Linked DNA regions of Homo sapiens: region 1 is linked to region 2. The links are chromatin contacts, found by Hi-C or POLR2A ChIA-PET in ENCODE. All regions are on one chromosome and are shown on one strand. The core of a region is the stretch at or near the end of the contact, and the rest is flanking DNA. Distances in the headings are between cores, read along the strand shown.

The links. A loop is a pair of places that touch in the nucleus more often than their neighbours do. ChIA-PET counts read pairs that join two places held with the same protein, here RNA polymerase II (POLR2A). Pooled maps may share reads with other maps.
Region 1: a pooled map shows a loop between it and region 2 (6-fold over the local background). The contact joins two enhancer-like sites. A Hi-C loop is called at or near these places in 2 of 50 pooled maps. POLR2A ChIA-PET finds 5 or more read pairs at or near these places in 3 of 52 experiments (A673, PC-9 and activated CD8-positive, alpha-beta memory T cell).

The regions. Positions count from the first base shown.
Region 1 is chr10:99,965,062-99,967,761 of GRCh38, forward strand. All of the region lies in intron 3 of DNMBP (dynamin binding protein), which reads right to left. Among named protein-coding and RNA genes, the nearest start is that of DNMBP-AS1, 39 kb to the left of the region's middle. Within about 2 kb of position 1,375, at least 6 of the 41 ENCODE cell types and tissues checked have a DNase peak (open chromatin) inside an H3K27ac peak, as active enhancers do; they include PC-9, where a contact is called at or near this core.
Region 2 is chr10:99,778,578-99,781,277 of GRCh38, forward strand. No RefSeq gene overlaps it. Among named protein-coding and RNA genes, the nearest start is that of ABCC2, 2.7 kb to the right of the region's middle. Within about 2 kb of position 1,399, at least 10 of the 41 ENCODE cell types and tissues checked have a DNase peak (open chromatin) inside an H3K27ac peak, as active enhancers do; they include PC-9, where a contact is called at or near this core.

The sequences.
Region 1 (2,700 bases), core at 125-2,624, 190 kb after region 2:
CAAGATACCCAAAGCACATCAATGAAGCCCAGGCGCCCAGGTTAAGACTAATAAGAATAGCTAGCATTTACTGAGCGCTTACCTACTACCACATGCTTTCCATGTACAACCTCATCTAATCCTCACAATCACCCTGAGGTAGGTATTATATTATTATCCTCATTTTGTAGATAAGAAAACTGAGGCTGAGAGACTTAAGTAACTAGTCCAAGGTCACAGCTATTAAGTGGTGGACTTGGATTTAAACTTAGGCCTGTCAGAATTCTTATCCCCTAAGCTATACTGCCTGCTCTAAATACATATAGACATCTATAAATTACACATATATTTTTTCTCTTATTAATCCTAATGATACTTCTTAAAGGTAAGTAAGTAACAGTGAACTAAAAAGGCACGTGGTAAAACACAACAGATCTCAAACATTATCTCACATACTTTTTTTTTTTTTTTTTTGAGATGGAGTTTCGCTCTTGTTGCCCAGGCTGGACTGCAGTGGCGCAATCTTGGCTCTCTGCAACCTCCACCTCCCGGGTTCAAGCAATTCTCCTGCCTCAGCCTCCCAAGTAGCTGCAATTACAGGTATGCACCATCATGCCCAGCTAATTTTGTATTTTTAGTAAAGATGGGGTTTCACCATGTTGGCCAGGCTGGTCTCGAACTCCTTACCTCAGGTGATCCACCCGCCTAGGCCTCCCAAAGTGCTGGGATTACAGGCTTGAGCTACCATGCCTGGCCCCACATACTCTTAAGGTTTCCAAATCCCCTCCTGACCTATTCCATCATCAACATTTCATTTACAGACACACTGATCTAATGGAAAAAGTGATTTTCAGTCTAGGAAGTTGAAGCGCCATCCCAAGCACTAGACTTAAAAAACAGGAAACCTAGATGCAAGTCTGATAAACTTGCATATCTGGCATAAAACAATACTTTCATTTTTTAGTGATTTTGTTTCCCACCAGTAAATACCTGTTGATGTGACTTGTCACGTATACAAAAAGAGAAATTAAAATCATTTGTGCACAAGCTAAGTTTCCCAGAAAAAGGCAAATTGCATAGGTATAACTAACTTCTCCATCCTCCAAGCCTTGTGTTTCCAAATTAAAAGACAGAGCTAAAAAAAAAACGTGAAAGGCATAGAAGGAAAGCTGACTGGTCAGTGTGTTTACTGGCAGTAGATTATCACAGAGAGGAGAACAAGATAAAACCATGGATAATTAGTACATCTCATTCTAGTCTCTCTTTCCCAGTGTATCCCCCTGCCCACATCCTCTTCCTTTGGATTCCACTTACATCTTTAAGCTTATTAGGCTTAACTGGTTAAAAGGTAGTCAAGATAAAATCTAGATTCCAGGTCCTGGCCTGACCTTGAGTCAGTCTTCAGACAGGTGACTCACGATGCCAGATTCTTTCTGAGAATCTCTCGGATGGCATGCTTCCTAAGAAAAGTTCATGCTACCCACATCCTCTGAACAGCTCAGCGGAAGCCACTGTACTCTTGTCCTTTCTCCATTCCATCAGATATGGACTACAGACTCCACTGGGAGAGCTATGAGTAAGGACAGATAAGGTCCCTGCTATAATCTCTTAATCTATTTCTGTCTACCTTCCCAACACTGATTAACAAGAAAGCATAGAGCTGAAGTAGAGACTGAGTATAAAGTGAAGTGTAAGAAACTCTCAAAACAACAGAGCGTGGTGGCGTTTTCTCTCGTTAATACGTTTTGTTTTTTTTTTGAAACAAGGTCTTGTTCTGTTGCCCAAGCTGGAGTGTAGTGGCGTAAACACAGCTCACTGCAGCCTCAACCTCCTGGGCTCAGGCTCCTGCCTCAGTTTCCTGAGTAGCTGGGACCACAGGCATATACCACTGGTATGCACCACCATGCCTGGCTAATTTAATTTTTTTTTTTTTTTTTGTAGAGACAGCGTCCTGCCATGTTGCCCAGGCTGATCTCAAACTCTTGGGCTCAAGGGATACTCTTGCCTTTGGCCTCCCAAAATGCTAGGATTACAGGCATGAGCCACTATACCCAGCCTCTTATCAATCCTAATGATACTTCTTAAAGTTAAGTAAGGTCTGTAATCCCAGCTACTCGGGAGACTGAGGTGGTAGCATCACTTGAGGCTAGGAGTTTCAGACCAGCCTGGGCAACAACGTGAGACCCTGTGTCTTAAAAAATAAAATAAAATTTGTATAATAAAAAATAAATAATCGCAGCACTTTGGGAGGCCAAGGTGGGCAGATCACAAGATCAGGAGTTCAAGACCAGCCTGACCAAGATGGTGAAACCCCATCTCTACTAAAAATACAAAAATTAGCTGGGTGTGGTGGCAGGTGCCTGTAGTCCCAGCTACTCAGGAGGCTGAGGAAGGAGAATCGCTTGAACCTGGGAGGCGGAGGTTGCAGTGAGCCGAGATCATGCCACTGCACTCCAGCCTCGACAGAATGAGACTCCGTCTCAAAAAACAAACAAATAAATAAATAAACAAAATAAAACAAAATCTAAAAATAAAGAAATTCTCAAAATAGATTTTGAGGATTAAGGTCAAAATCCATTATTCCATTCTTATCACTAAGGGTTAGAGAAGTTTGATAGGTTTTTCTGGGTGTGTGTGTGTGTGTGTGTGTGTGTGTGTGGGTATGTGTGTACATGATTTAAGAAATGAAGCCTGTCCCTTTTGTGCCATATGCCAAAGAGC
Region 2 (2,700 bases), core at 149-2,648:
GTGCCTGGCTTCTCTTTACTTTTAAAGAATAATTTTGTGGGTACAGAATGCTGGCTGTTGGTGGCTTTTTTCTCTCACCACTGTAAATATTTCATTCCATTCTCTTCTTGCTTGCATGCTTGCTGAGGAAAAGTTGGACATAATTTTCATCTTTTCTCCTCTACAAGTAAGGTCTTTTTCCCCGGGCTTCATTCAGAATTTTTTATCTTTGATTTCCTGCAACTTATATATGCATGCCTGGTTGTAGGGCTTTTGTTTGTTTGTTTGGCATTTGTTCTACTTGGTGTTCTCTCAACTTCTGTGATCTGTGATTTGGTGTCTGAAATTAGTATGAGGGAAATTCTCTTTCATTATTGCTTCAAATATTTATTCTGTTCCTTTCTCTGGTTATTCTCTTCCTGCTATTTCCATTACACATATGTTATACCCTTTGTAGTTGTCCCATAGTTCTTGGAGATTCTGTTTATATAGTCTTACTTATTTTTGCAGTTTTGGCAGTTATTTTCAAGTTCAAATATTCTGTTTTCAGCCTTGTTCAGTCTACCAAAAAGCCCATCAAAGGCATTCTTTATTTCTATTACAGTGTTTTTGATCTCTAGTATTTATTTCTTTTTAGTTCTTTCTTAGAATTTAAACTCTCTGCTTACATCGACCCATTTGTTCTTGTATGCTGTCTACTTTATCCATTAGAGCCCTTGGCATTGTGATCATAGTTGTTTTAAATTTCTGGTCTGATAATTCCAACATCCCAGTCATATCTGAGTTTGGTTCTGAGGCTTGCTCTCTGTCTCTTTAAAGCCTTTTTTTTTTCTTTTTTTTTTTTTGCCTTTTAGTATGCCTGGCAATGTTTTCTTCATAGCTGGACAGGATATACGGAGTAAAAGGAAGTGCTGTAACTAGACCTTTAGTAGTGTGGTATACAGTGGGGGAGGGGGAGAGGAAGAGTTCTATAGTTCTGTGAAGAGGTCTCAGTCTTTTAGTAAACCTGTGTCTCTAGACTGAATTTCACAAGTGCTTCTCAGTTCCTATCTGCCCCGATCCCTGTTAGGTGGGACGTGATGGCTAGAGTGGGCTGCAGCTGGGTATTTTCAGTTTTCATGTGGAAGGCTAGAAGAGACTGGAGTTCTTATTTCCCTTCTCCGGCATCATTTAGGCTCCTATAAATCAAGAGCATTAGGCTCTATTTAAACAGTTTTTCCCAAGGGCAGACTTTGTTTAGAAGAGAAGAATAGAGTGTCCAGGTATATTTCAAATGGTTACTTTTCCTATCCCCTCTGCCAGGGACATGGAAGCAGGAGGAGATTTTTCTCTAATAAAAAGAGAACAATATTTGAGAACCTCTTTGAATTCCTATGGGTAAACTCATGAAAGTGTGGAGATCATCCCCTCCTTATGGCTGAGTCACTCTGGAATTTTTCTCTCTCAAACTTATCTACACTGGGCCTCCGGCAATTCAATTACAGTTCAGGTTTTCCTGCCCTAGCCCTGGTTCCTGCTGAGATTTCTTTTCTTTTTTCTTTTTTTTTTTTTTTTTTTTTTTGAGACAGTGTCTCTGTTGCCCAGGCTGGAGTGCAGTGGCGTGATCTCAAGTCACTGCAAGCTCCGCTTCCCGGGTTCACGCCATTCTCCTGCCTCAGCATCTCCGAGTAGCTGGGACTACAGGCGCCCGGCACCACGCCCGGCCAATTTTTTGTATTTTTAGTAGAGACAGGGTTTCACTGTGGTCTCGATCTCCTGACCTCGTGATCCGCCCGCCTCGGCCTCCCAAAGTGCTGGGATTACAAGCGTGAGCCACCGCGCCCGGCCCCTGCTGAGATTTCTGCGCCAGTAAATTGTGATTTTTGATATTCTCTTGTTTATCTCTTCAGTTTGCCCTGTAACCTTATCTCTCTACAGATCTAAGAAGAGTTATTGATTTTTCTATTTGTTCAGATTTTTAGTTATTGTTAGGAAAGATTCATGACTTCCTGGCTCCTTACTTGCTTTTCTCATTCAATATTCCCTATGAGTACATATTTTATACTTTAAGCAACTTGTTTTGATGAACATTTAGATTCTCCACCCTCTCTTTTTTTGATTACTTAGAACGTTTAGGCCAGACACGATGGCTCATGCCTGTAATCCCAGCAGTTTGGGAGGCCGAGGCGAATGGATCGCTTGAGCCCAGGAGTTTGAGGCTCTACAAAAAAATTAAAAAAAGAAAATTAGGTGTTAATCCTTGACCTTATATTTCTCAAAGTTTTACCAAGAGTTCCCCCGGACTCCGAGTCCTACCACCAGTGCCAAGAGAAGTATGCAGCCTAAAGGTGCACCCTGCCCCAAGTGAGATCTCTTAGTTCCACAGCTGACCTTTCCTGGCTCTTCTGGTGAGTGGTATGGAAAATGATGGAGAAACTGCCATATGTTTTCATAATGGTCAGACCAATTTACATTTCCATCAACAGTATACTAGGGTTCCCTTTTCTCCACACCCTTGCCAGCACTTATCTTGTTGTTTTTTTTTTTTTTTTGTAATAGCCATCCTAATAGGTATGAGGTGGTATCTAACTGTGGTTTTGATTTGTGTTTTCCAGATGACTTGTGAAGTTGATTCAGTTGTCATATACCTGTTGGCCATTTATATGTCTTCTTTGGAAAAGTGTCTGTTCAAGTCCTTTGCCCACTTTTTAATTTGTTAGTGTATGTTTGCTATTGAGTTGT